Regions from separate parts of the Homo sapiens genome. Here regions 2, 3, 4 and 5 are each linked to region 1. A link is a loop called in an ENCODE intact Hi-C map of the cell type or tissue named here. Cell type or tissue: heart left ventricle. All regions are shown on one strand. Region 1 has its middle 18 kb from the start of ALDH3A1. Region 2 overlaps SLC47A2 (solute carrier family 47 member 2). Region 3 has its middle 6.1 kb from the start of TRW-CCA2-1. Region 4 has its middle 39 kb from the start of TRW-CCA2-1. Region 5 holds the start of TRW-CCA2-1 (tRNA-Trp (anticodon CCA) 2-1).

Evidence for each region. Peaks named below come from ENCODE experiments on the same cell type or tissue, not always from the same donor. Only the 100,000 strongest peaks of a DNase experiment are listed, where the experiment ranks them.
Region 2: it touches region 1 in a loop (2.2-fold over the local background); 15 of 110 quality-filtered maps call a loop at or near these places.
Region 3: it touches region 1 in a loop (14-fold over the local background); 110 of 110 quality-filtered maps call a loop at or near these places.
Region 4: it touches region 1 in a loop (5-fold over the local background); 5 of 110 quality-filtered maps call a loop at or near these places.
Region 5: it touches region 1 in a loop (13-fold over the local background); 109 of 110 quality-filtered maps call a loop at or near these places.

The regions. Positions count from the first base shown.
Region 1 is chr17:19,763,588-19,768,587 of GRCh38, forward strand. No RefSeq gene overlaps it. Among named protein-coding and RNA genes, the nearest start is that of ALDH3A1, 18 kb to the left of the region's middle. RefSeq lists an enhancer at 3,177-3,326. In heart left ventricle, a CTCF peak has its summit at 3,078 (motif pointing left); DNase peaks (open chromatin) are centred at 2,605 and 3,084.
Region 2 is chr17:19,701,867-19,706,866 of GRCh38, forward strand. It overlaps SLC47A2 (solute carrier family 47 member 2), which reads right to left. Exons shown (of 17, transcript NM_001099646.3): 9 at 4,782-4,895; 10 at 3,570-3,637; 11 at 2,204-2,312; 12 at 1,226-1,301; 13 at 739-808. Among named protein-coding and RNA genes, the nearest start is that of SLC47A2, 12 kb to the right of the region's middle. RefSeq lists an enhancer at 4,496-5,000. In heart left ventricle, CTCF peaks have their summits at 2,210 and 2,859; a DNase peak (open chromatin) is centred at 2,117; H3K27ac peaks cover 1,374 bases.
Region 3 is chr17:19,511,790-19,516,789 of GRCh38, forward strand. No RefSeq gene overlaps it. Among named protein-coding and RNA genes, the nearest start is that of TRW-CCA2-1, 6.1 kb to the left of the region's middle. In heart left ventricle, a CTCF peak has its summit at 2,295 (motif pointing right); a DNase peak (open chromatin) is centred at 2,272; H3K4me3 peaks cover 271 bases; H3K27ac peaks cover 1,451 bases.
Region 4 is chr17:19,466,527-19,471,526 of GRCh38, forward strand. No RefSeq gene overlaps it. Among named protein-coding and RNA genes, the nearest start is that of TRW-CCA2-1, 39 kb to the right of the region's middle. RefSeq lists an enhancer at 4,476-4,985. In heart left ventricle, CTCF peaks have their summits at 868 (motif pointing right) and 3,011 (motif pointing left); DNase peaks (open chromatin) are centred at 4,135 and 4,455; H3K4me3 peaks cover 1,100 bases; H3K27ac peaks cover 1,451 bases.
Region 5 is chr17:19,505,489-19,510,488 of GRCh38, forward strand. It overlaps TRW-CCA2-1 (tRNA-Trp (anticodon CCA) 2-1), which reads left to right and starts at 2,693; the gene lies at 2,693-2,764. RefSeq lists enhancers at 1-591, 4,780-5,000 and silencers at 1,806-1,975, 2,046-2,105, 2,216-2,265, 2,346-2,425. In heart left ventricle, no CTCF peak of the experiment used is centred here; DNase peaks (open chromatin) are centred at 1,893, 2,543 and 2,986; H3K4me3 peaks cover 2,025 bases; H3K27ac peaks cover 1,882 bases.

The DNA of each region.
Region 1 (5,000 bases):
ACTGGCAAATATGAGGCACAGAGACACGTAGGGTGCTGGTGATTGCGCCCTGGGACTTGCTCTCCACCTACCATGGGACACCACCATGTAAACAAGGCTGAGCTGGCCTGCCAGATGATGGCAGACAGGAGGCCAAGTCATCCTTGATGTCCCAGCTAAACATCATGCAAGTCTACAAACCCAAGTGAAGTTGTCTTAGACCACTGACCACCAGCCATGTTGACTCAGACCAGAACTGCCTAACTCGCCCATAAGCATGATGAGAAATAATACATGCTTATTATTTTAAGCCATTAAGTTTTGGAGTGGCTTGTTATACAGCAAAAATTAACTCATACACTTTCTAGCAACTGAGAATACTGATAGATACCCACATCCTATTGATCTCCAAGGCATTTTAACTCCTACTCATCTATTGAAATCATCCATCATTCTCATGTGAGTAAGTTTCATCTGGTCTCCCTGAATCCATCTGTGCCCCTCTCATCTTTTCTGCAACCTGCCAATCTGATTAAGCCACATCCCATGCTTAAAAATGGCTGCAAGGCTGGGCACGGTGGCTCACATCTGCAATCCCAGCACTTTGGGAGGCCGAGGTGGGTGGATCACTTGAGGTCAGGAGTTCCTGACCAGCTGGCCAACATGGTAAGACACCATCTCTACTAGAAATACAAAAATTAGCCAAACATGGTGGCGGGCGCCTGTAGTCCCAGCTACTCTGGAGGTTGAGGCAGGAGAATTGCTTGAACCCGGGAGGCAGAGGTTGGAGTGAGCCAAGATCTCGCCACTGCATTCCAGCCTGGGCGACTGAGCCAGACTCCGTCTTAAAAAAAAAAAAAAAAAAAAAGGCTGCAAGCTCATCAACATACCTCTCCCTCTCTCTCTTCCCACCCAGACTCTCTGACCTGCAGTCACACAGTGACAGTGCTGACAGCCTGTGTTCTGTTGTGAGCTGAAATCCCCGACTTGCTCACATATACATAAACATGCTTAAAGCTGCACCTAAGCAGATCCATCTGCTTCATTTACATCTAGAGATGGGCTGTAAGAACATGAGCTCTGGAGGAAGCCTGCCTGAGTTAGAATCCTGGCTCAGGGACTCACCACCTATGAGAAATTAAGCAAGTTACTTAACCTCTCTAAGCTTCAGTTTCCTCATGGGCTGGCTGTGGGTTCATATAAAATGCTTAGAACTGTGACTGGCAGGCAGGGCGCAGTGGCTTACACCTGTAATCCCAGCACTTTGGGAGGCTGAGGCAGGTGGATCACCTGAGGTCAGGAGTTCAAGACCAGCCTGGCCAAGATGGTGAAATCCCATCTCTACTAAAACTACAAAAATTAGCCAGGCGTGGTGGCAGGCACCTGTAATCCCAGCTACTTGGGAGATTTAGGCAGGATAATCTCTTGAACCCAGATGGCAGAGGTGCAGTGAGCTGAGATCGCGCCACTGCACTCCAGACTGGGCAAGAGTGAGACTCCGTCTAAAAAAAAAAAAAAAAAACTGACTGGCATGGGGAAGACATGCAGTGTATGTCAGCCATTATTTTCCACAAATATCAGATATATGTTGAGTACCTACTATCTCCCAGGTACTGTCCTAGGAGCTAGGGACACAGTAAGACAGTAAGGTTCCTGGCTTTAGAGAGCTGACATTTTAGTGAGGTGATAATAATAATAAACAAGTAAAAATACACACAAGATGATTTCCGAAAGTGATTACTGCACTGCAGAAAGCAAACCTGCTGGCCTTTGCACATGCTGGTCCCCGGCTCAGAACACTCCCCTCTCCGCCGGCTTCATGCTCCCTTCTTTCCTGACTTCCTTGGCTGGTCCAGTTCCCCTCCCACAAGTCCACATAACAACATCATCTACCTGTCTTCTGTGGCATTAGTCACAATTGTCATGTTGTCTTTATCAACGTCCTATCTACAGTGTGTGCCTCATGAGGGCAGGCCATGCCCTGGCGTTCTCCCTTGTGTCATAGTATAGCACCAACTCAGAGCAGGTGCTTAACAAATGGCTTCGAGGGCATGAATGACAGGAAAAAAAGACCCAATATCAAGCCAAACATCACAATTTCTCAAAATTTGTCCATTAGCCTCTGGCATAGGAAACATCCAGGGAAGGGAACTCCTACCCTAGACCCCACCTGCCCCACATCAGACCTCCTGGCAGCAGGCTTTTTTTTTTTTTCTTTTTTGAGATGGAGTTTCACTCCCGTTGCCCAGGCTGGAGTGCAATGGCGTGATCTCGGCTCATTGCAACCTCTGCCCTCTGGGTTCAAGTGATTCTCCTGCTTCAGCCTCCCAAGTAGCTGGGATTACAGGCACCAGGCACCACACCCAGCTAATTTTTGTATTTTTAGTAGAGACAGGGTTTCACCATGTTGGCCAGGCTAGTCTTGAACTCCTGACCTCAGGTGATCTACCTGCCTTGGCCTCCCAAAATGCTGGGATTACAGGCATGGGCCACCAAGCCCGGCCAGAATCTTTTTCTTCTATGCGCTAGTAGGCCTGAGGTCTTACCTTTCTCACCTACAAAAGCCCATCTAGAGCAGTCCTCCACATGGGGCACCCCCTGCCCTGCCGAGCAGAGGCAGGCCCCAGAAGGGACGTGTGTTGAGGGCAGCCCTTCCCTCCTGGGGGTGGCCCTTAGTTCTGCAGGTCCGAGTCTCCTTAGGGGCAGGCTCGCTCCCCAGCCCCTTCTCAAGCCAAGGGCAGATCTGACCAGCCCCAAGAGGGGATCGAGGAATCTTTGGGGCAAGACAGCAGAGCTTCTTTGGGGAAAAGGGACTTGAGGACTCACCTCACTGCTTCCCTTAAGAAGGGAGATGGGCTTCCGGGGAGCTGGGAGTCCCCAACATCTAGTGACAGGGGGGCACCAAGAGGGCAGCTCTCACGTTTTCTGTGAGTTTGTGCCTTTTCTGAGGTTTTCCTCAGACTCTCAAAGGGGTCCCTGCTGGCGACCCCTTGGGAAGAAGTTACCTCACTGTCCCTTCTCCCCTCCCCATGCAAGACACTGTCCTTTCTCAGGGAGCAGCCTGAGAAGCCTCACTGCCTGGGGGCGGGCGCCCTCTGCCGGTTGAGGGCTGGCCCAGGTCTGGCTCAGCCCACGGGGCGCTGCTGGCAGTAGGGCTGGTCGGGGAGACACATGGGGCTGGACAGGTGTGTGGGGCCTGACCTAAGCTCCTTCTCCAAAGGCAGAGAAGGCACTGAGGTGGGACATGAGTCCCAGGGGTGGGGCCTGCCGCTGACAGTGTGTGGCTGTGGGGGTCCAGAGGCACATGACCTCAAAAGAGTTTGTTTCAATTCAGACAGGCAAGGGCTAGAGTACACATTTTGTATTTAAAAAACAGAGGACATAGCTAAAATATTTATAGAGGATCGACCCCATGGTTTTTTGTCAGCCCCACAGCAAGGAACCAGAACTTGGTTTTGCAAAAATCAATATGCTTACATAGCCCTGCTGAGAGACAGGGCAACAGCCCAAGGCCTGGCTCCCCGGCACTGTAGGCAGCTGTTGCTAGGAACAGGGGCATCAGATCCCAGCATGGCAGGGAGAGCTTCACTTTGCTTGCTGCCACCATTTGTTGAGCACTTGCTAAATGCCAGGCACTGTGCAAAGAGCATTTTCCCCACACAGGTAGGATTAGAAAGTAGTAGTCCTCTTATCTTCTCTAATGGATGGAAAAACTGAGGCTCAGGATGGGAAGGTAACTTGTCCAAATAACACACAGGAAGATTAAAAGTAGAACACCTCATTTCTCAAAGCAGCAGAAAAACAAGTATGTTCCAAAACTACCAATGGAGAAAAATTTGCATGCTGTAAACTAACAGTTCATTAAATTCTGTTTAAGGCTGGATGCGGTGGCTCACGCCGGTAATCCCAGCACTTCAGGAGGCTGAGACTGGCAGATCACCGGAGGTCAGGAGTTCAAGACCAGACTGGCCAACATGGCGAAACCCCGTCTCTACAAAAAATGTAAAAATTAGCTGGGCGTGATGGCACAAGGCCTGTAATCCCAGCTAATGGGGAGGCTGAGGCAGGAGAATCACTTGAACCCAGGAGGCAGAGGTTGCAGTGAGTCAAGATCATGCCACTGCACTCCAGCCTGGGCGACAGAGACTCTGTCTCAAAAAAAAAAAAAAAAAAAAGAAAGAAAGAAAACAATGGAAAATTCCAGAAATAAACAATTCCTAAGTTTTAAGTTGCACACCATTCTGAGCAGTGTGATGTAGTCTTCTGCCATCCCACTTGGGACACAAATCATTCCCTTTGTCTGTCATGTCCACGCCGCATATGTGATCCACCCTATACTATGTGATTGTATAGAGAAAAACAGCATACATATATGGTTTGGCAGTTTCCAAGGTTTCAGACATCCACTGGGGGGTCTTGGAGCATAACCTCATGAATAAGGTGGGACTCCTGCAGTTGCGACAGAGACCAGACAGTCTTCAAAACCTAAAATATTTGTATTTTTCAGTACAGGAAAAGCTTGTCAACCCCTGGTCTACACACCTGGTTATCTTGGACCATCCTGCCCCAGACTTCCTCCGTAACAACCCATATAATGTTTCTATGACCATAGACGTAAAAGGAAACTGTGACCTTTACCAAAATAAGCAACTTATTTTTCACAAATTACTTATGTAATAAGCATCCTGTTTCCAAAACAGACCTCAGTTTTCAGGTCCGTTTTGAATTGACATTTGTCACACTGCTGACTCCTTTGTTACTGAGTGAACGATATATTCTTGAGACCAATTTTTCTAAGAAATGTTATTTTAGCACATGTTCCATGGAAAGGAGGGTTTACGTTTCCAAAATACAGATGTGACAAAGAGGAAGCACATCTGATGGCCAATGAGGAGAAACAACAGAGTGGATCCTGAGGCCTCCCGTGTCCTTTCAGCCTCCCTCTGCTACTCCCACTGCTGGCCACACCAGCCTCAGGGAGGGACTGCCATGTGCACTTTCCACGGCAGCTCATTTAACTC
Region 2 (5,000 bases), 62 kb before region 1:
GTGACTCAGGCCAACGTTGGAAGGCCCACCAGGAGAGGATTCCACCTATCATAGTGTGACCCTGTCTCTACAAAAAATACGAAAATTTAAAAATTAGCTGGATGTGGTGGCATGCACCTGTAGTCCCAGCTACTCAGGAGGCTGAGGTGAGAGGATCACTTGAGCTCAGGAGGTTGAGGCTGCAGTGAGCCATGATCGCACTGCTGCACTCCAGCCTGGGTGACAAAGCGAGACCCTGTCTCAAAAAAAAAAAAAAATTACATAATTCAAATCTGTGTTAAATGACACCTGTCCTTTAGTGATCAAAGGAGCAGAAAGTCCAGTTCCTTCTGTGTTCTGGGTGGGCTCGTTCCCTTGTAGAAATGTCCCTCTGTGCTGGCAACAGGATATGGTTGCCATTCAGCTCCTGGCCAGCCTGGGGCACAGGTCAATGTCATGGTCCCAGCTCATGAGGAATCCGGAAGAAAAAGATTTGTGGCTTTACACTGCTGCAATTTTTCAGTTCTTTGCTAATCTGCATTCACTTTTGAGCTCGTGTAAATTGCAGAAGAAGAGGGAAGTCACTGTTTGAAATAAGAATGGAACTATTATCAGCAAATACTTTGGGCACTTACTATACAGTTAGCCCTTCATGTGTATTAACAAGTTCATCCTCACAGCCCTGCGAGGTCCTGGGGAGGGCACAAGTACATAAATCATGTCCCAGGGAGTCAGGCTTTGGATCAAAGTGGTACTTACACAGATGGCCTCAAACACGTGAAAGACACTATAAACCGGCAAGACCTGGCTCACCAGGGCAATGACATCTCTGCAGAAGAAATGAGAAAGCATTAAGACACAGATGTATCCTTTGAGACCCATTTATATCCCTTCTATTCCACACCCCACCCCCACAAGAAAAAGCTTTGGAATAGAGGTAGTTGCCCCACACAAATGTAACTGGCACTGCTAGCCCAGAGTTTTCTGTGTCTGTGGGTCACACCTAAAACTTCAGAAGAGCCCCCACAATTTTGGACTGCCCTTCAATTAGCCTCTTGTCTATGGACAGGCACTAAAGGCCTGGGGTGGATAGACAGAAGTTGGCTTCCTCTCAGTGAGAGCCAAGCCTGGGCTCTTCCTGCTTCCTTTGGGCCCAGCACTGAGCCAGGAATGTGATAAATCTGAGGACACACTGGGAACCACTTTGACATTTTCCAAGAGTCAGCACAGAAAACTGATTACCTACTCATCATTGGTAAAAATATGCCCCAGCTGATTTTTCAGGATGCTTATCAGGGTGCCCAGGACCAGGGAAATGCCAACTGGAAGAGACAAAAGGTGCAGCAATGACAGACCCCAAGCCAGGAAGCACCCTTGCTCAGATCAGCAAAGGGCTGGCCCCTATGTCAGTGCAAGTCAGCCCAGCCCTCTGCAACCAGGTGCCTTTTGTCACAGGCCTTCATGTCCCCCGCATCTGAGGCGTTCATTTGGGCTAGACAGTCTTGTAGGAAGGGCAGTGTGGAAAATGCTTCCACTCCAGTGGTTCTCAGAGTGGGCGGCACGCTGGCGCAGCAGCATTAGCATCACGTGGGAACTTGTTAGAAACAGATTCTCAGACCCTGCCTCCGACCTGCTGAACCAAAGCCTGCTGGTGAGGCCCAGCAATCTGTGACCAGCCCTCCAAGGGGATTCCAGCGCAGGCTACAGCCTAAGAACCACTGCTTTCTACAGGGAAGCCGGTCTGAGCCTTCCAGTCTCAGAAAGCACAGCCATGATGTCAGAGGACATGAGTGGCTCCTTCTCCAGAGTGGGTTGGCAGCTGCCAAGCTCATGGGGGTGCTGGGAGGGCCAGGCCTGCAGAAGGACTCTGGACAGCTGGAAGGAGAGTGCTGGGCAGGAAGGGCCGTCAAAGAGTCAGGGTTTGCTCTAAGGTAAGTGGTAGAAGCCAGCTGTCTCCAGAAGAGTCCCAGAATCACAGCAGCAGGGAAGGAGTGAGTGGGGATGGGGAGAAAGTGGTGGGAGGGACGCCTGCTGCTCAGGGAGGGGCAGCTGTCAGCTTATCAGCAGAGGCTGACCTGGGTCAGATGGCAGGTCCAGCAGGCTTGGAAGATAAACCTGGCAGCTCCCGAGGCCAGCCCTGCCTCCAGCATGCCAGCCTTCCTGTGGCCCAGGCTGGTGACTCAGGCCAACGTTTGAAGGCCCACCAGGAGAGGACTCCACCTACCTATGCTGAGCACGCCCGAGACGGCCGAGCGCTTGGCCTGCACAGTATCCGCAGCCCCCAGAGCCATCCCCACTCGGACACAGACCCCGATGCTGAGCCCCAAGGGAATCTGGGATCAAAGATAAGAAAGCACTGTCAGTGGGCCCACCCTCCAACCCCTGAAGTCCTGAGCCAGCCTGGGCCAAGAGGGACGTGAGCGGGAAGGCAGAGCAGATCTCAGGCATGCAGTGTAAGAGGCACGTCACATTCTTGCTGCTGACAATGAGGCAGGGAGGGCTGGGGCTGGGAGAAGGGTGGGGGTACCCCCAGTGACACAGCCAGTCCCACCACCACCTGCGCCATCAGAAGCAGCACAGGCAGGCGGGCCTTGCAACCGAAATCACTGTGTTGTCCAAATCAAATGAGTAAACAGATTTTAAAGAGGTGACTGTGGTCTTAGTCCCAGAAAAGCTCCCTGTAAGAAAAAAGATATTTCAGCAGAAACCACTTGTAAAAATAAGAATCTCTAAATTGATTTTGTAATGTAGATTTTTGTGACTCCTTTGCTTAAAGCTGGGGTCAGGGATAACATGCAGATGCGTACCCGAGTGACATGGGCTGCATAAGCAAGACGATGGCTGTGTCTCTGTGGGGAGTAGAGGGGAGGTGGGGGCTGTGGTGGAGGAGAGCCCATGGCCCTGCTGGGGACGCTGTCACCCAGCTCTGGCCGACTGCAGTGTGCAGGAATGTGGCCTGCTGCTCGATGGAATGTGCTTTTTTTTTTTTTTTTTTTTTGAGACAGAGTCTTACTCTGTTGCCTAGGCTTGAGTGCAGTGGCACGATCTCGGCTCACTGCAACCTCCGCCTCCCGGGTTCAAGTGATTCTTCTGCCTCAGCCTCCCAAGTGGCTGGGACTACAGGCTTGTGCCACCATACCTGGCTAACTTTTTATATTTTTAGTAGAGATGGGGTTTCACCATATTGCCCAGGTTGGTCTTGAACTCCTGGCTTTGTGATCCGCCCTCAGCCTCCCAAAGTACTGGGATTACACACGTGAGCCACTGCGCCCAGCCTGGAATGTGCATTTTTAAAGAAAATCCAAAAATAAGATTGTGATGTGAAATCTCCCAATTTTAAAATGATACTAATTAATTTTTAAAATTCCAACATCTGTGAGTGAAATATCACCCTTGGTCGTCAGGTTGTGGGCACCTGTGTGTGAGTCCTGGCGTAAGCTGAGCAGGGTCTGGACCTGGTGGGCACGAGAGGCCCGGGGAGGGTCCTTCGGGAGACAGAGATAGCTTCAGGTGACAGCCTGCCCCCCTCCTATGACACCTCCAGCCATCAGGTGGGGGATGTGGGGAAGGCACCCCTGCAGGAGCCTTACCATGTAGGTCACAGTGGCCACCTCGTAGATGACAGCCTGGGCAGAGAGATCCACCACACTGAGCAGCCCTAGAGAAGAGGCCCGCCGTGAGTCCGGCCCGCAGCCCCAGACACCCAGACCCTGCGCCGACAGGACGCTGCTTTGCTTTGGGGACTCAGGGGCTTTTTTTTTTTTTCTTCCTTGAGACAGGGTCTCACTCTGTCGCTTGAGCTGGAGTGCAGTGGCGCAATTATAGCTCACTGCAGCCTCCACCTCCTGGCTTAGGTGATCCTCCCACCTCAGGCCCCCAAGTAGCTGGGACTACAGGTGGTGCCACCACACCCAGCTAATTTTTGTATTTTTTTGTAGAAACAGAGTTTCGCCATGTTGGCCAGGCTGGTCTCGAACTCCTGGCCTCAAGTGATCCACCCACCTCGGCCTTTCAAAGTGCAGGGATTACAGGCATGAGCCACTGAGCCCGGCTGATTTTGAAGGGCAGATTGGTAACAATGACAACAAAAAGACATTCCTGCCTGGCCTTCAGCCTGTTAGGAAAATTCTGCCCAGTGCCCCGGAGGCCCCTGCAGGCTTCCCTGTGTGGTCTGTCTTTCCAGATGAACTCAGGGTGGCAGTGTGAGGGAGGGGACAGAGAACAGGACCAGGGTCCGGCAACTCGAGTTCGGTTCTTGGCCCTCCCACTGATTTTCTATTTGTGGAGTTCCTGTGTTCTTGGGGCCCCGTTTTCTCATCTGCAAATGCGGGGCAGGGCAGGGGTTCTCACATTCAGGCTGCCTGGAGTCCTCACTTCACCGAGTGCTCTAATGAGCACACACAAGGCAGCAGGTGGGAGCCTCACACTGGCAAGCCTGGACCTCTGCTCACACCCGCAAACCAACTGAATCTCTCACTCCTCCGTGCCTCAGCCACCTCCCACGGGCACCTGCTCTGCCTGGCCCATGCTGGGATTCAGGCACAAAAGGCCCAAGTCTGCCTCCTGGATGCTCACAGCCTACTGGGGAGGCAGACCAGCAACAGACGGATCAGCCCCGCTGGGCAGTGGTGTTCTCTGGGTCCAAGCCTGAGGGCCTGGCCAGTGAAGCTGGAAGGGGGCTGGTGAGCTGCCATCCTGGGGAGGGGGCTTCTGGGATGGGTGAGCCGCCATCCTGGGGAGGGGGCTTCTGGGCTGGGTGAGCCGCCCACACGCCATTGCGCCCCCCATCCTCTTCCACGTACCCATGAGGAAGCTCCCGATCTCATAGGCCCACCACTCAACACAGATCATGAGCATGCTGGGGACAGCCAGGGAGAAGAAGGGGCCCCAGTCCTGCAGGCACTGGCTGGACCAACCTGGAAACAGAGGCCCCATGAGCTGACAGCCTGCCCTGCTTGCCCACCTCATTCCTGCTCCCCACTGCCAGGAGGCCCCTAAACCCCTTTGGCTCTTCCTGCTCT
Region 3 (5,000 bases), 250 kb before region 1:
TTCAAACAGTGCCTGGCACATGGCAAACACCATAGACGCTGGCGTTGTGTTCACCATTACTCTGTAAACCAAAAATAAAATTCTGACCAGGTGTGGTGGCTCACAGCTGTAATTCCAACACTTTGGGATACCAAGGCAGGAAGATCGCTGGAGCCCAGGAGTTTGAGACCAGTCTGGGCAACATAGAAAGACCTCATCTCTACAAATAATAATTTAAAAAATTAGCCAGGTGTGGTGGCATGCACCTGTAGTCCCAGCTATACTCAGGAGGCTGAGGTGGGAGGACTGCTTGAGCCCAGGAGGTGAAGGCTGCAGTAAGCCATGATCATACTGCTATACTCCAGCCTGGGTGACAGAGCGAGGCCTTGTCTCAAAATAAAATAAATACAAAATAGTAAAATAAAAATGTCTAAGCTCTCCAGCTGACTGGCAGACACGCCCCATTCCCTACCTCTGCCCCCTCCTCAGCCAAAGACATTCCAAACCTGAAAATCTAGTTCAAGCCATGATGGGAAGAGGAGTCTACATGCCTCATGATACCCTTCTCCCTTTGGAATTCAGGTACAAGGGACCAATATTAATGTTAAAATAAAGATCTGGCAGGGCGCAGTGGCTCATGCCTGTAATCCCAGCACTTTGGGAGGCCAAGGCAGGTGGATCACCTGAGGTCAGGAGTTTGAAACCAGCCTGGCCAACATGGTGAAACCCCGTCTCTACTAAAAATACAAAAATTAGCCAGGCATGGTGGCCGGCACCTGTGATCCCAGCTACTTGGGAGGCTGAGGCAGGAGAGTTGCTTGAACCTAGGAGGCAGAGGTTGCAATGAGCCAAGATCAGGCCACTGCACTCCAGCCTGGGCAACAAGAGCAAAACTCCGTCTCAAAATAAATAAATAAATAAAAATAAATAATAATAAAAAAAATAAGATAAAGATCTTAAGACTGACAAAACAATGTCTTTATAGGTACCAAATTCCAATCTGACTCTAGTATAGCATCACATGACAGATAGCAGGCCCCGAAAGAAATCAATGTATTTTATTCCAGAATATATATATATATATATATATATTTTTTTTTTTTTTTTTTTTTTTTTTTTGAGACAGAGTTTCACTCTTATCACCCAGGCTGGAGTGTAATGGTGTGATCTCAGCTCACTGCAACCTCTGCATCCCGGGTTCAAGCAATTCTCCTGCCTCAGCCTCCTGAGTAGCTAGGATTACAGGTGCGTGCCATCATGCCTGGCTAATTTTTGTATCTTTAGTAGAGATGGAGTTTCACCATATTGGCCAGGCTGGTCTTGAACTCCTGACCTCAAGTGATCCACCCGCATAGGCCTCCCAAACTGCTGGGATTACAGGTGTGAGGCACCATGCCCAGCCCCAGAATATATATTTTTTGACATATTTTGAAATGGCCCTGCAAAGCTGTCTCTTGTAGAGGAAATTTGTATCCTGTAGAGAATCCCCCTCCCTTTCCAGGTCTTTTTCCTGGTCCAGGAGAGATTAAGAGTCTGGTACCTTTTCAGGCCTGATAAGAGCTCTAAAGCCCGCTTCCTGGAGGCTTCCTCTGCATGAACAGAAACTTGATCTCCACAACCCCCATTTCCAGACACTCCTTTCTATTGATGCCAGGTTTTTAGATCATAACTTAACTCTTTCAACCAATTGCCAATCAGAAAATCTTGGAATCCACCTATGACCTGGAAGCCTCAATCCACCTCCATCACTCCCAGCTCTCACTCCCCTCTTTGAGTTATCCTGTCTTTCCATACAGAACCAATGTACACCTTAAATATATAGATTGATGTCTGCAAGTTCTCTCCCCCTAAAATGTATAAAATCACACTGTGACCCAACCACCTTGGGCACATATTCTCAGGACCTCATGGGGCTGTGTCACAAGTTGTGATCCTCATATTTGGTTCAGAATAAATCTCTTCCAATATTCTCCAGAATATGGCTCTTTTTGACAGTAGCTCTTCTAGAATTATTAATATTTCCAAGGCTAAGAAACTCATCACTAGATCAGTCAGCAAAAGAAGATTGTGTAAGTTCAGAACTTAGACCAAGAGTGTGTTCCACTGTCACCCAGCTCCAAGACAGGGACCCGTTGATTCTGTGACCTGCATGCTGCGATGGATCATTCAAATGCACAACAGGCTCCTGAGGCCATCACAGGCCGCCTGGCTCTTGTCAGGCCCTCCTGGTGGGGAGATTTTGACCACAGTTAGCAAAGGATAGAGCAAAGGACAGTTTCGCTGTCTAAAAAGCAAAATCTCAGAACACCGGCAGAGGGCGCAAACGGCAAGCCCAGGAATCACAGGGACGTCACTGCGAACATCTTTTTCCTCCAACATAGAACTAATTAACTTTGTGCTTGGGTATTCTCTAAAATAATTTCTGGAAAACCATGTAACCCTTGTACATTTTCTAAGTGGGCATAAAACATTTTCACCATAATTAAAAATAGTTGCGAGGGCTGGCATATCGCAAATAGTAACATTTAAAAATAAAACGATTACATCATTGTTTTAAATATATCCAATGACATATACACAACACAATTTGATACTGTCACCCATTTTTTAAAAATACATGAACAAGTTCTTCCTTAACAGTCAGAATCATTCATCTTTCCTTTTTCTCTTCATATTTCCGTTCCTTCCCCCATCAATTTGTAATATACTTTTATGCTGAAAGTCTTTTATTTACCACTCTACCATGACTCTTGCCACAAAAATACAAATGTAAATTGAAAATTAAAATGTCTCATTTCCTGAGACCTTCAAAGGCTAAGTATTAACAATTTTTCTTTGGGATAGAATTATCACTATTTTAAAAAATATTTTTTGGCTCCCTCAAATCATGGGAACTATAATTAATATCAACACAGCATTGCTACAAACAACACAAATATATTACACATCTTGATAATGTATTATGAGGTTTTGAAGTTGTCAGACTGCCTCTTTGGCACCTGACAAGTGTTTCCACCTTGGAGCAATGTGAGGTACAATGTAGGTGAGAAGGTGTCTTTCTTTAGTGACAAATACACTGAGAAGAGAAAGGAGAAGGCAGTTTTAACCAGAAACTTGGGAATCTGGAACAGTAGTTGCTTTTTTTTTTTCTTTGAGATGGAGTCTCACTCTGTCGCCCAGGCTGGAGTGCAATGGCATGGTGGCATGATCTCGGCTCACTGCAGCCTCTGCCTGCTGGGTTCAAGCAATTCTTCTGCCCCAGCCTCTCGAGTAGCTGGAATTACAGGCACCTGCCATCGTGCGCAGATAATTTTTGTATTTTTGTAGAGACAGGGTTTCACCATGTTGGCCAGGCTGGTCTTGAACTCCTGACCTCAGGTGATCCACCTGCCTCTGCCTCCCAAAGTGCTGGGATTACAGTCATGAGCCTTAAAACTTTCCTTGTCACACACAGTATTCCCTTGTCACATACAGTATTGACTACTCCAGTTTGAAGATGCGGTCAAAACCTGCTATGGAGAGACTGGGAAAGCTGACCGAGCCAGTGGCCCACTGGAGGGACCACAGCAGAGCAGACGGAGCAATAACATTCCAGATGCTGGGGGAGGAGCACACCCCAAGGTCTTTGCATGGCCCCGGAGTGCTGGGCCAGATGTCACTCAGCCAAGTCAACCCAAAGGAAGCCTGGAGACCGAGTCACAGGTAGAATCTGTGCAAAGGGAGGAGTAGACATTTTAAAAAAGAAAAAGAAAAACGCAATTTTCCCAAATAGCTTTGTTACTTTTTGACAAGGAATAACAGAACACCCGTGAGTAGGTAGTTTTTCTGTTTAAAAAAAAAAATTTTTTTTGAGACATAGTTGCGCTCTCTCACCCAGGCTGGAATGCAGTGGCACCATCTTGGCTCACTGCAACCTCTGCCTCTCAGGTTCAAGCGACTCTCCTGCCTTAACCTCCCGAGGAGCTAGGATTACAGGCGCCCACCGCCACGCTAATTTTTGTATTTTTTAGTAGAGACGGAGTTTTGCCATGTTGCCCAGGCTAGTCTCAAATTCCTGACCTCAGGAGATCTGCCTGGCTCGGCCTCTCAAAGTGCTGGGCTTGAGCCACCACTCCCGGCCTGTTTTAAATGTTTTAACTTGGGTTAAAGTGTTTCTATTTTAAGTGTTACATATGTCTATAGTCTATTTAATTGCCTTACTTTGCAATAAGACACTGAAATAATTTATAGCTCTTTAAACTCCACTTTTAGGGGCTGGATACAGTGGCTCACGCCTATAATCCCAATGCCTTAGGAAGGCCAAGGTGGAGGGATCGCTTGAGGCCTGGAGTTCAAGCCTAGCCTGGCCAACATGGCAAGACTGCTACCCCCAACTATTATTATTCTGAGACAGGATATCTCTCTGTTACCGAGGATGGAATGCAGTGGTGCCGTCAGAGCTCACTGGGACCTTGAACTCCTGGGCTCAAGGAATCCTGATGCCTCAGCCTCCTGTCTGTCTGGGGCTACCAGCATGTCCACACCTGACTAATTTTTGTATTTTTTTGTAGCAATGGGGTCTCACTATGTTGGCCAGGCTGGTACGGACTACTGGCTTCAAGTGATCCTCCAGCCTCAGCCTCCCAAAGGGGTGAGATTATGGGTGTGAGCCACCCCACCTGGCCTAGTTATTTTTTAATTAAAATTATTATTTAAATAATATTTATTTTTATTAGTGGCTCCGGAGTGCAATCCCAGAAACTCAGAAGGCTGAGGAGGGAGGATTGCTTGAACCCAGGAGTTCAAGACCAGTCTATCAACATAATGAGACCCAGTCTCTACCAAAAATAAATAAATAAATAATTAGTCGGGAGTCTAAGTTCCAGCTACTTGGGAGACTGAGACGGGAGGATCGCTTGAACCCAAGAGATCGAGTCTACAGTGAGTGATGATCGCACCACTGCACCCCAGCCTGGGTGATAGAGTGAGATCCTGAACCAAAAAAAAAAAAAAAAAAAAAAATAGAGATAGTTTGTACTTGA
Region 4 (5,000 bases), 300 kb before region 1:
TTGGGAGGCTGAGACAGCCCAGAAGTTTAAGACCAACCTGGGCAACATGGCAAAACCCTCTGTCTACAAAAATACAAAAATTAGCCAGGCGTGGTAGCACGTGCCTGTAGTCCCAGCTACTCAGGAGGCTGAGGCAGAAGGATCACTTGCACCAGGAGGTGGAGGCTGCAGTGAACTGTGATTGTGCCACTGCACTCCAGCCTGGGTGACAGAGTGAGACTGTGAGGACCCCACCACAAAAAAAAAAAGAAAAAAAAAAGTTACAGTTCTCAAGAGGAGGGAGCACGCCACCCCATGCAGGGCCATGCAGAGAAGCATTGAGGTTGGCCAGAAGGCAGGAGCGAGGGGAAGGCGTGGATAAAAGGCTTTATTGGGTTTTCTCTGGAAGGAATGGGCAAGGCAAGGTGAGTAGGCTTAGGGTTGGTTAGTTTGAATAATTTCCGCAGGCTCTGCGGTGTAGAGTGTCCCAAGTTGTCTGTTACCTGGCCCTGGGATGATCTGGGGTGCAGAGGAGCTGCAGAGCCAGCCAGCCTGTGGAACTCCTGGCAGGGTTTCCTGTAGGCACTGCTCACCTCTCCTCTGCCTTCCCAGAGCTTCACTGCCAATGAGCAGAAAGTCCAAGGAATTGGGAGTGTATCTGCAGAGACCCATCTTAAACTATGTACAGGCTTCCAGAAGACAGTCATTTAACTGGAGACCAAGTTAGGCTGTGGGTTGGAGAGGGCTGGAAGAAAATGACAGTGAAATTTGTTTTTCCACCAAGAGACATAGTGCCTCTGTTGGGAGGTGGGGGAGCTTCTACACTGAAGTGGGTTAATCTCTGAACTGCTCCTCTAGGGCTGAGGCCCCCCAGCCGTGCATGATGCCCTGAGCAGAAGGGTCTGACCAGGAGAGGGCACCAGAGCAGAGTGCGGGTCAAAGTTGCTAAAGCCCACACCACGGGTGGCCTGGGGCTCTGGGGATCCCCTGGAGTGGCTGTGGATTGTTGAGCCTGGCAATATATTGTGCATCATTTTTTTTTTTTTTTTTGAGACAGAGTCTCACTCTGTAGCCCAGGCTGGAGTGCAGTGGCAGGATCACGGCTCACTGCAACCTCCGCCTCCTGGGTTCAAGCTATTCTCCTGCCTTGGCCTCCTGAGTACCTGGGATTACAGGCGTGCGCCACCACACCCAGCTAATTTTTGTACTTTTAGTAGAGACGGGGTTTCACCATGTTGGCCAGGCTGGTCTCGAACTCCTGACCTCGTGATCCACCCGCCTTGGCCTCCCAAAGTGCTGGGGTTACAGGTGTGAGCCACCGCACCTGGCCTACTTTTTTTTTTTTGAAACAGAGTCTCACTCTATCACCCAGGCTGGAGTGCAGTGGCATGATCTCAGCCCACTACAACCTCCATCTCCCGAGTATTCTCCAGCCTCAGCCTCCCAAGTAGCTGGAATTATAGACATGCACCACCACGCCTGGCTAATTTTTGTATTTTTTGTAGAGATGAGGTTTCACCATGTTGGCCAGGCTGGTCTTGAACTCAGGTGATCCACCTGCCTCAGCCTCCCAAAGTGCTGGGATTACAGGTGTGAGCCACCACTCCTGGCTTTTTGTATTTTTTTTTTTTTTTGAGATGGAGTTTTGCTCTTGTTGCACAGGCTGGAGTACAATGGCGCGATCTCAGCTCACTGCAAACTCCACCTCCCGGGTTCAAGCAATTCTCCTGCCTCAGCCTCCTGAGTTGCTGGTATTACAGGTGTACACCACCACACCCGGCTAATTTTTGGTATTTTTAGTAGAGATTTTGGCTAGTTTTTGGTATTTTTAGTAGAGACGGGGTCTCACCATGTTGACAGGAGTTCAAGGCTGGTCTTGAACTCCTGACCTTGTGATCTGCCTGTCTCGGCCTCCCAAAGTGTTGGGATTACAGGCATGAGCCACCGCACCCGGCCCGCTTTTTGTATTCTTTTAAAATAGAGAAGTGGTTTCACCATGTTGATCAGGCTGGTCTTGAACTCCTGACCTCAAGTGATTCTCCTGTCTCGGCCTTCCAAAGTGCTGGGATTACAGACATGAGCCTGTGCATTGGATTTATCTGATTTCAAAAATCTCAAAGACCCAGGAAATGCATGAATTAGTATGACAAAAGATCCCCCCACATGCGAATATTTGAACCCTAGAAAATCTGAGCCAGGGCTGGGCGCAGAGGCTCACGCCTGTAATCCCAGGACTTTGGGAGGCCGAGGTGGGCAGATCACGAGGTCAAGAGATTGAGACCATCCTGGCCAACACGGTGAAACCCTGTCTCTTAAAAACACAAAATTAGCTAGGCGTGGTAGCACGCACCTGTAATCCCAGCTACTCGGGAGGCTGAGGCAGGAGAAACACTTGAACCCAGGAGGCGGAGTTTGTGGAGAGCTGAGATCTCGAGATCTCGCCTTTGCACTCCAGCCTGGCGACAGAGCAAGACTCCATCTCAAAAAAAAAAAAAAAAAAAAGAAAATCTGACCCATGTGTGACCTCACAAATCATCCATCCAAAATGTTCATTCTACAGATAGGGAACCCATGACCCAAAGAATAAAGCTTGTCCAAGATCAAACTGAAGCCCAGGATTTGGGAATAGAAACCAAGGGGCAAGGAGGTAAATGGGATGTCCATCACTTATTTATTTATTTAGAGACGGAGTTTCACTGTTGTTGCCCAGGCTGGAGTACAGTGACGCGATCTCGGCTCACTGCAACCTTCGCCTCCCAGATTCAAGTGATTCTACTGCCTCACCCTCCCGAGTCACTGGGACTACAGGCATGCGCCACTACACCCAGGTACTTTTTTTGTATATTTTGTAGAGACAGGGTTTCACCATATTGGCCAGGCTGGTCTTGAACTCCTGACCTCAGGTGATCCATCCACTTGGCCTCCCAAAGTGCTGGGATTACAGGCGTGAGCCACTGCGCCCAACCCGGGTCACCAATTTCAGGGGCTGGAAAATCAAGCACAGGCTTATTCCTCCCTCGGTGCCTGGAGTGCCCTCTAATGGCTAGTTCAATAACCGCCTCGAACATCTTAAGGTAAGACACGACATAGTCATGAATATTTAAAGTCCTTCACTGCTCTCCAGGAACCTCCCCTCCTTCATTAGTGTATGTGTGGGGGAAACATACACATCACTGAAATTTAAGTGCCATCATGATGAACCTTTTTTTTTTTTTTTGAGACGGAGTCTTGTTCTGTCGCCCAGGCTGTAGTGCAGTGGCATCATCTCGGCTCACTGCAAGCTCTGCCTCCCGGGTTCACGTCATTCTCCTGCCTCAGCCTCCCGAGTAGCTGGGACTACAGGCTCCCGCCACCACGCCCGGCTAATTTTTGTATTTTTAGTAGAGATGGAGTTTCACTGTGTTAGCCAGGATGGTCTCCATCTCCTGACCTCGTGATCCGCCCGCCTCGGCCTTCCAAAGTGCTGGGATTACAGGCGTGAGCCACCGCGCCCGGCCGAACCTTTTTTTTTGAGACAGGGTTTGGCTCTGTCTCTCAGGTTGCAGTGCAGTGGTGAGATCATAGCTCACTGCAGCCTTGACCTGCCGGCCTCAAGCCGTCCTCCCACCTCAGCCTCCTGAGTAGATGGGATGACAGGCGCACACCACCATGCCTGGCTAATTTTTGTACTTTTTCTAGAAACGGAGTCTCTCTATGTTGCCCAGGCTTGTCTCAAACTCCTGAGCTCAAGCCATCTTCTGGCCTTGGCCTCGCAAAGTGCTGAAATTATGGGCGTGAGCCTGGCGAGGATGAATATTTTGTCTGCTTTGTTCAGGATAGTGGTCTCTGTGTCCATGGCAGTGACCACACCCATGCATAATAGACATTGAATAAATACTTGCTGAATGGCTGAATGAATTAAGTACTCACTCTGCACACAGCTCTATTTCTGGATTTTTGAGGTGCTTCAATCAACAGATATTTACCAGTGGCTTTCTGTGTGCAATATACCATGAAGAGAGTCATGGAGTCAGAAAAATTTTAAAGCCACTGTTCATGTCCTAATAGAGTTGCCGTTTATTAGTGTACAAGACAAACCACAAATCCTAAGTGTAGAGATAACATGGCAAAGATGAGAGGGGTGAGCAAAGCCATGGCGGCGAGCCAGGCAGACAGACGGACTGCAGCCAGGCTCCGGGGCCTCCCGGGGAGATGGGGTGCACGTCCAGGTGGGAGAAGTCGGCTTTCAGAACAGGAGAAGGGACGGCTTTCCAGGGCTGGGGCCAGTGCCTGCCTCATTTTCCATCTCTCAATTCCGCATTCTTCCTCCTCACTCACCACAGTCGTGGGGGCTGAATTCCCGAATTACTAAGACTCGCCTCTCTCGGGGAACTCGGTCGCTGTCCTTACCACCTCTCCGATGGCTCCTCCCATCCCTGGCCACGTCCACCTTTGGATGCTTCTTGCCGTCACACAGTCCCACACCCAGCTGCGCAACTGAGCACTCACAGTGTTTAGAATCCTGCAGCCGCTGGCCCCAGGCTTTGACTCCACGGGCTGAGGCCTTTAAGGACATCAGCAGGACCGAGCCAAAGGAGCTCCGCCCACCCAGCCAGAGAACACTGATGCAGGGAGATGGAAACAGGATTTAGTTACTGAGACCTTGTTTACACAAAGATACTCCAAGAGAACTCATGGATGGGAGGGAGTTGAGTCTTGGCTGCGGAAGCAGGCGAAAAGAGAAGTAAACCGATCTCCATGGACCGTGGAGCGGTTCTGGGCAGGTGGCACTGTAGGAAGAAGACAGGAGCAACGGCTAGATGGAAGGCAGGCGTGCTTTGAGTGTGGCAGACAGCGGGAGACTGGGTTCAGCAGGACCCTAGGGGTTCCAGGTCATGTCACAGCTTTATTAAGATATAATTCAGGCCGGGCGCTGTGGCTCACGCCTATAATCCCAGCACTTTGGGAGGCTGAGGTGGGCAGATCACCTGAGGTCGGGAGTTCGAGACCAGCCTGACCAACATGGAGAAACCCCGTCTCTA
Region 5 (5,000 bases), 260 kb before region 1:
AGCACAGACCCTTTACGGGTGTCGGGCTGGGGGACGGTCAGGTCTTTCCCTTCCCACGAGGCCATATTTCAGACTATCACATGGGGAGAAACCTTGGACAATACCTGGCTTTCCTAGGCAGAGGTCCCTGCGGCCTTCTGCAGTGTTTGTGTCCCTGGGTACTTGAGATTAGGGAGTGGTGATGACTCTTAAGGAGCGTGCTGCCTTCAAGCATCTGTTTAACAAAGCACATCTTGCACCGCCCTTAATCCATTTAACCCTGAGTTTGACACAGCATATGTTCCAGAGAGCACGGGGTTGGGGGTAAGGTCATAGATTAACAGAATCTCAAGGCAGAAGAATTTTTCTTAGTACAGAACAAAATGGAGTCTCCTATGTCTACTTCTTTCTACACAGACACAGTAACAATCTGATCTCTCTTGCTTTTCCCCACAGTGTTGTATTTATTGAATTAAGATTGATGCTTCATGTTCTTCAACAGACCAGGAGAGTTTATCTTTCTTATTTAATAAGGTTTTTTGTTTTGTTTTGAGACGGGGTCTCGCTCTGTCCCAGACTGGAATGTAGTGGTGCAATCATGGCTCACTGCAACCTCGACCTCCTGGATTCAAGCAATCCTCCCTCCTGGTCCCTCCAATGTGCTGGAACTACAGACATGAGCCACCACGCTCGGCCTATTTACTAGCCTTTTTACTGAAAAATTTATTCACTCACTTATTGGCCAGGCGCAGTACCTCACACCTGTAATCCCAGCACTTTGGGAGGCCCAGGCAGGAGGATCACTTGAGCCTAGGAATTCCAGACCACCTGGCCAACATGGTGAAATCCCTTCTCTACTGAAAATACAAAAATTAGCCATGGATGGTGGCACACACCTGTAATCCCAGCTAAGTGGGGGCCTGAGGCAAGAGGATCGCTTGAGCCTGGGAGGCAGATGTTGCAATGAGGCCAGATCACACCACTGCACTCCATCCTGGGTGACAGAGCAAGACTCCATCCAAAAAAAAAAAAAAGCATTCACTCACTGTTTTATTTTTCTTATTTAATAGGAAGAAGAAAGTACTGTTCAAATCAGGGACTTGACTCCCACAAGACTCCCACAAGAGCCCGGAGTCTTAAGTGGACAATGAGCCGTTTAAAACCATGCACAGGCCAGTCGCGGTGGCTTAGCCCGTAATCCCAGCACTCTGGGAGGCCAAGGAGGGCAGGTCACTTGAGGTCAGAAGTTCGAGACCAGCCTGGCCAGCATGGTGAAACCCCATTTCTAGTAAAAATACAAAAATTAGCCGGATGTAGTGGTACGCATTTGTAATCCCAGCTACTTGGGAGGCTAAGGCAGGAGAATCGCTTGAAACCGGGAAGCGGAGGTTGCAGTGAGCCGAGATCGCGCCACTGCACTCCAGCCTGGGCAACACAGCAAGACCCTGTCTAAAAAAAAAAAAAAAGCCAGGCTAAGTGTCTCAAGCCTGTAATTCCAGCACTTTGGGAGGCCTAGGCGGGCGGATCACCTGAGGTCAGTAGTTCAATATCAGCCTGGCCAACATGGAGAAACCCTGTCTCTACTAAAAATGCAAAAAAAATTAGCCAGGCGTGGTGGCGGGCGTCAGTAATCCCAGCTACTCGGGAGGCTAGGGAGGCTGAGGCAGGAGAATCGCTTGAGCCCGGGAGGCGGAGGTTGCAGTGAGCCGAGATTGCGCCACTGCACTCCAGCCTGGGCAACAGAGCGAGACTCTGTCTCAAAAATTAAAAGAAATGTGGCATTTTCCAAGTCTTTTTGGCAAGGTGCTTCCTGGCCGTGGGCGTCGCCCTCCGCACCCCCGCGCTTGTCCCCTGAGAGGAGAGGAGAAAGGAGCAGCCCCGAGCCCCGAGCCCCGCGCCCCCGCGTCCCCCGCGCCGCCATCCGCTCTCGGCCGCCACGCCGGGTTCCTGCCGCCTCCCGACGACAACGTCGCCGCTTCACAGGAGGCAGGGCACCCGGCGAGCGGCGACCGCGAACGCCTCTGACGGCCGCCCAGCCGCCCCCAGCCAGGCCCCGTCGTCCCCAGCCCCGCCCGGAGTCAACCCACCTCCCTCCTCGGCGTTCCCTCCTCCACCCGCGTCCCCACCCCCGCCCCGACGTCCCCTCGCTCCCTCTCAGAGTCCCTTCTACCCCGGGGTCCCCCTGCCCTCTGGGCTTCCTCTAGTCCCTCGTTCCTCCCCTGGACATCTCCTCACCCCTAACCCCCGGCGTCCTCACCGCTCCTCGGAGTCACCCACCCCCGCGTCCCCTAGTCCGCCCCGGCGTCCCCTTCTCCCCTGCGTCCCCTTCTCCCCTGCGTCCCCTCGCTCCCTCCCAGAATCCCCATGGCCCAGGGATCCCCCCGATCCTGGGCCTCCTCCTGGGCATCTCCTTAATCCCACCCCCCGGTGCCAGTCCCCGCACCCCGGCGTCCCCTCGCCGGGTCACTACGCGACGCGGAGGAGGCGGAGCCCGAGTCTCGGCCGCCGGGTGGCTGCTCCGCTGCGGCGCCGCAGTTCAGGCTGGGATGCTCCAGCGCGTCTGTGTTCCCGCACCGGAGAAACCACACTCGCTAGCGCTCTGAATTGGTGCTGGAATTCAGGAAAGAGGGCGTCTTTCCTCCTTAGCCTCCCAGCCCTAGAACCATACTGCAGAAACGAGGTCTTTAGCGATGCGGAGTCACCACTTTGGTGTGACCTCGTGGCGCAATGGTAGCGCGTCTGACTCCAGATCAGAAGGTTGCGTGTTCAAGTCACGTCGGGGTCAAGGTTGGGTTTTTTTTTTTTTCTTTCTTAATTGTAGAGGATTGGAAAGAGCGGAATAAAAGTCATAAATGAGAAATTAAGCCCCCTGCAAGATATGTTGTCCTTCCAACGCAACGGAAAGCAACTTCTTTTTCCTTTCCCTGGGAATAAAAACGCCGTTCCGTTCCGAGGGAGGGGCAGCACCAACCCTCCGAGCGAACCGCGAGGGAGCCGGAAGCCACCCAGCCGTGTCGCAGGGAGGGCGCCCCGCCCGCCACTCCCACGCCCACTTCTGCCCGCCCCCCACTCACCTGGGCTCTCACCTGGAAGGGGTCCCTCGCTTCCCGGAAGTGGGTTCCCCACCCTAAGGACTGGTGTCTTTTGCATCTCCGTCTTCTCCCTGCCTGCCTTGAACTTCTCTTTTTTTGTCTGCCGCACTTTCAGGGATTCCTAGTCTCAGTGATGATCTCTCTGGTGGTCCTTTCTCTGACACCTGAATTGACACCTCATTCTCAGCAGGTCTATGATTCGGCCACAGCCGTAAGGCCTGGATATTCACTTCAATGTTGTCTAACAGTTGTTACCATGTATGATATCTGGTTGGCGGGTTCATAGGATCTAATGTTACGAAACATGATGTTCAGGTCTGAATTCTCTCCACCTGCGTGGTCCAAAAGCCCCAGGCCAAGAAATTATAGTTTCCCAGGTTAGGATACCCCACAGATGCTGGCAGAAGTTGAGGTAAATTCTCTCTGAGAGAAATACATCCTCACAACAGGCCTTTTAGTTTTCCCACATATAAAGTCCCAGTCGAAATTTACTCATAATACATTTTAAAGGAAAATAAAGTCTGTGAAGCTGATTCTGCTGTCCACTGTTTTTGCAAAAACAGCAGAATCAGATCCACAGATTCCAGTATGGAGATTATCAGATATTGAATACCCAATGGATATGTTTAATCTTTTTCAAAAAATAAAAGAGGAGACCAAAAAGTTAACTAGAGAACGATAAACAATAAAAATATATGTGTAAATAACTAAAAACAAAATTCTAGCAATGGAAGATTTAATACTTGAAGTTAGAAACACAATGGATATATTTAACAGCAGATTAGACTGAGTTGAAAAAAGAATAAAATGGAATATTGTGGTGATTCAAAATATGTGGTCAGTCATGACTAAATATACAAATTGAAAACTGCTCAACCGTATTATAAAAATAGAGGGTCAGGCATGGTAGCTCATGCCTGTAATCCCAGCACTTTGGGAGGCCCAGGAGGGAGGATCTCTTGAGCCCAAGAGTTCAAGACCAGACTGAACAACATGGTGAGACCCCATCTCGGAAGTAGTGGTGCACTGCTGTGGTCCCAGCTACTCAGGAGGCTGTGGCAGGAGGATCACTTGAGCCCAGGAGCTCAGGAGGCTGCAGTGAGCCATGATCACACCACTGCACTCCAGCCTGGGCAATAGAGTGAGACCCTGTCTCAAAAACAAAACAAAACAAAAAGTAGGCTGGACGGATCACCTGTGGTCAGGAGTTCGAGACCAGCCTGACCAACATGGAGAAACCCCATCTCTACTAAAAATACAAAATTAGCCAGGCGTGGTGGCACATGCCTTTAATCCCAGCTACTCAGGAGGCTGGGGCAGAAGAATCGCTTGAACCCAGGAAGCAGATGTTGCGGTGAGCCAAGATCATGCCATTGCACTCCAGCCTGGGAAACAAGAGCGAAACTCTGTCTCAAAAAAAAAAAAAAAAAAAAGTCAAGGAATTATGTTTTGGTATAAAATTCTTTGATTTCTTTTAGGGCCTGCTGTCTGTCACGTTAGTATCTTATTGCTACGAAAAGTCAGTCTTAAGGTCTCTGTTTCTTTCTTTTTCTTTTCTTTTTTTTTTTTTTTTTTTTTTTTTTTTTTTTTGAGACAGAGTTTCCCTCTTGTTGCCCAGGCTGCAGGATCTCTGCAACCTTCGCCTCCTGGGTTCAAGCGACTCTCCTGCCTCAGCCTCCCAAGTAGTTGGGATTACAGGCTTGGTGCACCACTACACCTGGCTAATTTTGTACTTTTAGTAGAGATGAGGTTTCACTATTTTGGTCAGGCTGGTCTCGAATTCCTGACCTCAGATGATCCACTCGCCTCCTAAAGTGCTGGGATTACAGGCATGAGCCACTACGCCAGGCCAAGGTCTCTATTTAAAATTGGTGCTGGTCAACTGTGCCTGAATTCCAAAGGGAGGAAGGTATAAGGAAACACGACCAC